Linked DNA regions of Homo sapiens: region 1 is linked to region 2. Evidence: chromatin contacts called from ENCODE Hi-C or POLR2A ChIA-PET data. All regions are on one chromosome and are shown on one strand. Each heading gives the region's core, a stretch centred on a gene start or an enhancer-like site at or near the end of the contact. The rest is flanking DNA. Distances are from core to core; before and after follow the strand shown. Region 1 overlaps HDAC4 (histone deacetylase 4). Region 2 overlaps HDAC4 (histone deacetylase 4).

Evidence for each region. A loop is a pair of places that touch in the nucleus more often than their neighbours do. ChIA-PET counts read pairs that join two places held with the same protein, here RNA polymerase II (POLR2A). Pooled maps may share reads with other maps.
Region 1: a map of CD4-positive, alpha-beta memory T cell shows a loop between it and region 2 (1.8-fold over the local background). The contact joins two enhancer-like sites. A Hi-C loop is called at or near these places in 2 of 168 maps with a recorded cell type or tissue (CD4-positive, alpha-beta memory T cell and endothelial cell of hepatic sinusoid) and 7 of 50 pooled maps. POLR2A ChIA-PET finds 5 or more read pairs at or near these places in 4 of 52 experiments (MCF 10A, OCI-LY7, WTC11 and 1 more).

Annotation. Positions count from the first base shown.
Region 1 is chr2:239,215,499-239,219,235 of GRCh38, reverse strand. The region is part of intron 3 of HDAC4 (histone deacetylase 4); the gene reads left to right. Among named protein-coding and RNA genes, the nearest start is that of HDAC4-AS2, 24 kb to the right of the region's middle. RefSeq lists an enhancer at 3,431-3,737. Within about 2 kb of position 2,137, at least 4 of the 41 ENCODE cell types and tissues checked have a DNase peak (open chromatin) inside an H3K27ac peak, as active enhancers do.
Region 2 is chr2:239,161,827-239,165,682 of GRCh38, reverse strand. HDAC4 (histone deacetylase 4) reads left to right here. Exons shown (of 27, transcript NM_001378414.1): 6 at 1,760-1,880. Among named protein-coding and RNA genes, the nearest start is that of HDAC4-AS2, 30 kb to the left of the region's middle. Within about 2 kb of position 1,307, at least 5 of the 41 ENCODE cell types and tissues checked have a DNase peak (open chromatin) inside an H3K27ac peak, as active enhancers do.

The DNA.
Region 1 (3,737 bases), core at 888-3,387, 53 kb before region 2:
TCATTGTTGGACTTTTGGGTTGGTTCCAAGTCTTTGCTATTGTGAATAGTGCCGCAATAAACATACGTGTGCATGTGTCTTTATAGCAGCATGATTTATAGTCCTTTGGGTATATACCCAGTAATGGGATGGCTGGGTCAAATGGTATTTCTAGTTCTAGATCCCTGAGGAATCGCCACACTGATTTCCACAATGGTTGAACTAGTTTACAGTCCCAGCAACAGTGTAAAAGTGTTCCTATTTCTCCACATCCTCTCCAGCACCTGTTGTTTCCTGACTTTTTAATGATTGCCATTCTAACTGGGGTGAGATGGTATCTCATTGTGGTTTTGATTTGCATTTCTCTGATGGCCGGTGATGGTGAGCATTTTTTCATGTGTTTTTTGGCTGCATAAATGTCTTCTTTTGAGAAGTGTCTGTTCATGTCCTTCGCCCACTTTTTGATGGGGTTGTTTGTTTTTTTCTTGTAAATTTGTTTGAGTTCATTGTAGATTCTGGATATTAGCCCTTTGTCAGATGAGTAGGTTGCGAAAATTTTCTCCCATTTTGTAGGTTGCCTGTTCACTCTGATGGTAGTTTCTTTTGCTGTGCAGAAGCTCTTTAGTTTAATTAGATCCCATATGTCAATTTTGGCTTTTGTTGCCATTGCTTTTGGTGTTTTAGACATGAAGTCCTTGCCCATGCCTATGTCCTGAATGGTATTGCCTAGGTTTTCTTCTAGGGTTTTTATGGTTTTAGGTCTAATGTTTAAGTCTTTAATCCATCTTGAATTAATTTTTATATAAGATGTAAGGAAGGGATCCAGTTTCAGCTTTCTACATATGGCTAGCCAGTTTTCCCAGCACCATTTATTAAATAGGGAATCCTTTCCCCATTGCTTGTTTTTCTCAGGTTTGTCAAAGATCAGATAGTTGTAGATATGCGGTGTTATTTCTGAGGGCTCTGTTCTGTTCCATTGATCTATATCTCTGTTTTGGTACCAGTATGGATTTGTTTTTAATATAATGATTGTTCAGTCCTGTTTTTTATCCAATCTGGTAATTTTCATGTGACTCTGTGTTATTTATGAATGTTGATAAAATGGACATATTTCTCCTAAAATTTTCATCCAATTTTATATTCTGTTTATCTGTTTTTGTTTTTTGAGCTGGGGCCTCACTCTGTCGCCCAGGCTGGAGTACAGTGGCATGATCATGGCTCACTGCAGCCTCTACCTCCCAGGCTCAAGCAGTGCTCCTGCCTCAGCCTTCCGAGTAGCTGGAACCACAGGCACGTGTCACCACTGCTGGCTGACTTTTTAATTTTTTGGAAAGATGGGGTCTTATGATGTTGGCCAGGTTGGTCTCAAACTTCTGGCCTCAAACGATCCCCCTCCCGCCTTAGCCTCCCAAAGCACCGTGATTACAGGCGTGAGCTGTTGTGCCCGACCCTGTTTTCTGTTGTGAATGCTTCTTGTTTTGTTTCCTATTTGACTTCTTGGATATGGGCTTTCTTACCTTTTATTTGGTCTGGTGTGTGTGGTTTCTTTTCCTTCTGGTGATTTGGAAGGCCGTGCTCTCTTTTTAGTTCTTATTGTGTGAACTCTTATGAGCTCATACGCTTTCCCTAAACTGTGCTTTCCTGTTCCAGCACCTTCAGACGATGTGAGAGAGTAGCCCGTCGGCACAGACACTTTCTGCCGTCTCTTTTCTCCAACCTTCTGATTTTGTTACTTGCAGTGTTATTTTGAGTTTTGGTGATTCTCTTTATAACATATAAATAATATATTTAGACTGACATTTATCAAGTTATTAGCCTTAAAATGGTTACTGATTCTATCACTGAGAAAAATGAGAAAACAGATACATTAAGTTTCTTCCCCCAAATTTCAGTTTCATTACCATTTCCATTTAAAATGCGAGGAATTTTAGGTTAACCACTAGGTTTTGGAAAGTTGGGTTTGAAGATCTGGTCGCTTGATTATCCACCATGAAGGGGAGTCGACGGGCCTCTTGCTTTTGGAGAGCTTCCGGGAGCGATGCTGCCGGCTCCTGGAGACCCTGCTACCGCCTGTGCTGTGTTCAGGCTCTGCCACCAGCGGGTCCCCTTTGGAGCCCTGCGGAGGTGTGTCCTCCTGAGCCCACCCTTAGGCCCAGTGCCCGCAGCCTGCCATGGCCCAGGGTGTGAGAATGTCTGCCAAGGAGGCTCCCTTTCTATAGGAGAGCTGTAAGGGGGCTCGGGGTTTGGGGTTACACTGGGGGAAGGGAAAGTGGCGTGAATGCAGTCACCTGTCTTTTGCTACTTACTTCTCTTCTGACAAACCAGGGACTGTGTCATTTAGAAATTGTTGAGAATAGTTCGAGGTAGCTTAGTCAGAGCTTCCTTCCTGTGCACATTCTGACTTGCCTAGAAAGATGCCGAGTATGGCGGGTGGAACCCCTGTGCACCCCCTTCTCACCAGACTCCCATCCCGGCACAGGGAAGGGGCAGGACACACACCCTTCCCGGTCAGTCCTGTTCCCAGGGGCCCAAGTAGCCCACAGGAGGAAGGAGTGCAGCAGGGCAGAGTGAAGGCGGAGGGTCTGGCAGGTGGAGCTTCACCCAGAGAAGGAGGCTGTGTTCCTGGAAGGACATTCAGTTCAAGAGCAAAGGCTCAGATGTTCATACCATAAATATTCAGCATCACATAAAATTAAAAACTCAGTTAAACAAAGCCTTCTCTTCTTCAGAAGGTTTTGGTTGTTAGTGGTCTGCAGCGCAGCAGGTGTGGACAGTGAGCACCTGTGTCCCCAGGTGTCCTGAGAGGGCAAGATCAGGGCTGGTAGGGCGCCCTCCTCATCGTCTTCCTCCTCATCGCCAGTTGTCTTTAAGGTCAGAACATGAGAACATCAGCTCTTAGTGCCAAGGTTTTTTGGAGACTTTTTCTTTTATTTTTTTTTTTCTCTGGGAAGATGTGTGAGAACATTTCATTTTTGTTCTTGAATGGAATCTTCCGCATAAATACTACATATACATGTACATATGTGAGTATGTGTGAATATCTATGTGTGTGTGTGTATATATATAAACACGTGCGTTTTTATATTCATTGATGTGGAAAGTGCTCACAGTGATTACTAGGGGAAAAGCATGCATAATATGGCCCTAATTAAAATGTAAAAGCTATATACAATGTAAGCACATGTACATATATATGCTGAAGAGTATATATGTTTGATTTTTTAAACAAATTAGGGTTTAATGTGTTAAAAGTACCTATTATTTTAAAATAAATTTGGGTGCATTCTATGAATATATCATAACTTTTATGAGTCCAGCCAATGGCATAAATATTTACTTGGGGACTTTAACACACATTATCAAATTGCCTTCCAGAGAGGTTGCACCGTTCATTATTTATTCAGGGTGATTTTTTATGAACCAAGATTCGCAGACCCCCAGTGCCTGCGCGGAACTGATGACCGCGTCCTCCAGGGAGCCCGGTGCAGAGGCGCTGGTGCAGACAGCTTTGCCAGTCCACACTTTCTTGTTTTGAAGTTTTTGTGTCTTGTTTCTGTTTTGGTTAGTGGGGAAGGGGTGTCTGCTGTCTGGAGATTAGAGAGAGGTGTGGCATTTCCTGCGGGGATGTCTCCTAGTGTTGCCGCCATTCATGTTGTTGACCAGAGAAGAGAGATGGAGTCCAGGTGGGCAGAACTCGATCTCCCTGCGCCTTGAGCCAGCCCCGTCCTGAGCCCTTGCCCACTCCAGATGTGAGGAGG
Region 2 (3,856 bases), core at 58-2,557:
GAGCCAACCTCACCTGAGGCGCACCTGGCCGCCTTTGTGTTCTCCATCCACAGTCGGGGGATGAGAATACCTATTTATAGCTCTCATGCGAGGCCGAACCAGGCCAGGGCTGGCATATACTAGGCTCTCGATACAGCCATTATCATAAGAAACCCACGCAACTCCAGTGGATACAAGTATGAAACACACACACACACACAGACCCACAACACCACTGTGCACATCGCCGGAAGATTCTAAGAACACATAAGCCAAGGACATGAATTATCTTGCAAGAGAGGAAATCGGCGCGTGTCCAGTGGTGCTCAGGGGTGCCTCACAGTGATGCCTGCTGGCTTTTGGATTTGGGCAAATGGTGATTTGAGGACCAGCAGGAGGAGCAGCTGCCCCTGCTGCAGGTGGATGGGTGGTTCAGGGGGTCAGCGTGTAGAGAAGTTTCGTTTTTCTTTTTTTCTTTTGAGACAGGGTCTAAACTCGCATTGCGCAGGGTGGAGTGCAGTGGCACAGTCTTGGTTCACTGTAGCCTGGACTTCCCGGGCTCAGGTGATTATCTCACCTCAGCCTCCCAAGTAGCTGGAACTACAGGCACATGCTACCACACTCGGCTAATTTTTGTATTTTTAGTAGAGACAGGGTTTCATCATGTTGTCCAGGCTGGTCTCGAACCCCTGGGGTCAGGCAGTCTGCCCTCCTCAGCCTCCCAAAGTGCTGGGATTCCAGGTGTGAGCCTTCGGGCCTGGCCTATGTGTAGGGATATTTTGGACAGCAATTTACCAAGATGTGCCGAGGGTTAGAATAGTAAGTTTGTTAGATGTAGTCACTTTGCCAAGATGTCCTAAGCAAGTAATTCTAAAGGTAGTCAGTGTTACCCACTCATAAATGTTCACTGCAGCGTGGTTTCTAACAACCAAAACTGTCTCCCAGTCGGGAAGTGGTTTTGTAAACATGCTTCACTCACCTCAAGGTGTGTTTTTGACCATTACAAACGCTATCTGAATATTATGCAACACTAGGAAGATACTTAAGGTGCTGTAAGAAGGATAGAAGTACTGTGTGGTTAGATTGGAGATCTGAGGCGAGCAGCCTCCGTGCTAACAGGCCTTGTGTTCAGGCGGTGAGAGTGGCCTTTTTTGCCAGTTCCCTTTAATGAGGCTTTGAAAAAGAATCACCGCCACGGAAGAAAACCACAGTTTCGACTTCGGTCCCACTTGGTGCAGTCACTCTGCCTGAGTCTGAGCTGCCAAGCTGGGGAGGACAGGCGCTGCCCTTTGATGCTGTTGGAAGCAGAGCCGGCCGTCATGTCGGCGCAGGTGTAGAAGGAAGCACGCCTGCCTGTGAGACTGGCTTTGTCCCTGCGTGATGCATCCATTTGCACAAAGCCTTCTCTCTTAGATTCTGCTTTGCGGTAGCAAGAATGCAACCACCACGCTGCCACTGCCTAATTCAGAGTGTTCTTTTATGTAAGAATATTAAAACTTCCTTCAGAAGTGGGTTTTGTGTTAGCTAACAATAAGTCTTTCGGATGATTAAATCTGCATTTTAAATAGAATGCAATGATGTAAAATCTTGATGGGAAGAAAACCTCTCATTAAAACCCCTCCCGGCCTTGGTTCTTTGAGGAAGCGCTCAGGAGGCCACAGCGTCCTGAAGGTGCATAGCCGTCCCCAGCCCTTCCCTCCCTCTGTGGCCCCGCTGCCCTGCATTGCTGCTGTAGGGCAGAGCCACACTTCACCCCCTGCTATGCTTTCTCCCACGCCAGGTGCCGTGGCCAGCACAGAAGTGAAGATGAAGTTACAAGAATTTGTCCTCAATAAAAAGAAGGCGCTGGCCCACCGGAATCTGAACCACTGCATTTCCAGCGACCCTCGCTACTGGTACGGGTAAGTGTGGGTGTGGGGAGCACCCCGGCCTCCTCTCTGGGGGCCCAGAGGACTGTCTGATCGCCGGTAGATTTGCATGGAGCCAGCTCTTCACCGGAGGCAGGGAAGGAGGGTGAGGAATTGAAACCCCAAGCACAGTGGTGCTCGGATGTGGGTGACGTGTTCTGGGGGTACACTCGTGCGGCAGCCGTCCTCACGGAGGGGCCCACCTCCAGAGTGACATGGTCTGGGGGTACACTCACACGGCAGCTGCCCCTGCCCTCACAGGGGGACCCACCTCCATAGTGACGTGGTCTGGGGGTACACTTCCACAGCAGCCATCCTCACGGGGTGGGCCCCCCTCCAGAGTGACGTGGTCTGGGGGTCCACTCACACGGTGGCCGTCCTCATGGGAGTGGGCCCCCCTGCAGAGGGACCGAGCAGTGCTCCGGAGGCTGGTGCCTGTCGTTACTCTTGGTAATGTTGTGCCATTTTTCAGCCACAATAAGAGCCACTTAAACTGGAACTCTTGTCTGAATCCTCTGTGCTCCGACAGCGCTCCCACCTGACGTTTCAATAATTCTTAGGCTAGTCAGGAAGCCCCCGTGGTACTTCTATTATTTTATACTAAGAAACCCTGCCAGGGCCCACGCAATTGACAGAGACCACAAAAGGCTTGTTCGTCTGAGGACTGAAGAGAGCCGACCTGCCATGCAAAAGAAGGCCTTCGGGGGAGAGTTCACAGAGCACAGTGCGAGCGAGTGGCGAGGTGATGCGGCTTGAAACAGTGAGCAAGGGCAACAGAGGATCGCTTTGAAATGTAGTTTTCTGCTGCTCTCAAGGTTCATTTCATTTCTAGAAAAAAATCCCATAAGGGAGTTTTTGTAAATCGAAATATCAGTAATTTCGTTGGAAAAAAAATAGCTATTCTCAAGCCTCAAAATGGACAGCTATGTGTAGTGAGACCCCCCCACAGCTCAGACGCGATCCCCCTTGTTTCCGTGGAGGCCGCCCGCTACCCCGACACATCCCAAAAGGTGTTTCCAGCACAGGTGGCCCACGTCCTCCACTCTGGCAGCCGCTGTGCTTGCCAGTGGCACATAAGCTGCACTCACGGCAGACACACCGTCTGGATTTGGGTAACTCGACCAGGGACACACAAACTTGCAAGGAGGAGTGAGACCGGCGTCCATGGGAGGCAGCACGTGACAGCAGTGACCCACTGGGACCTGAGAGAGGAGGTGGCTTCCTGAGAATCGCTGGCAACCGGCACCTGGGAGCCCGCTTTGGGGGAGACCCCGATCTGTGCCCCCAGAGCCAGTCCACTGCCTGGACTGGTTGTGGAGAAACTCCATTGTCCTACTGGCTGGGGCAGGGCGTGGGGTTGCAGGGCAGAAGGAGCAAGGGACAGGAGTGTGGATCGTGGTTCAGATGGTGCCCCTGGGGCCCAAGCTGGAAAGGGCAGGATGAGGAGCCAGGGGCAGGGTGGGCCTGGGGCCTGGCGGAGGATGGAGAGCTGGAGTGCAGAGCCTGCTGGACCAGGGCAGGGCCGCCTTGGGTCCCCCTGTGAGGCAGCCGAGCAAGCGAGCTTTGAGAAGACAGTGATAGGAGTGGGGCAAGCACGGGCAGCCCTTTCTGAAGAGGAGCACAGAGTCTGGGAGGCTGCAGCGGGAGTTGGAGGACTAGAGCAGTGGGGCTGCTGGGAAGCAGGGGTCACGGTGAGCACAGGGCAGCCCCCAGAGGGTGGCCACGGCAGCATGGAAGAAGGTGGGGAGCTGGCGCCCCCTCGCCCAGGAGTCAGTGGACAGTGGACGGGGGGCCGAGGCCAGCAGGAATAGAAGCCGGGCAGTGGCCTGGACCTGAGGGGAGGACGGAGCAGCAGGCCCAAGGAAAGGCTGCACCTGCAGTCAAGGAGGCCACGGGAGAAGAAGTGGCCTGGGGCAGCCTCAGGGCGCTGAGGGACGTGCTGAGAGACGGGAGATGGGGGGCTTCCAGGG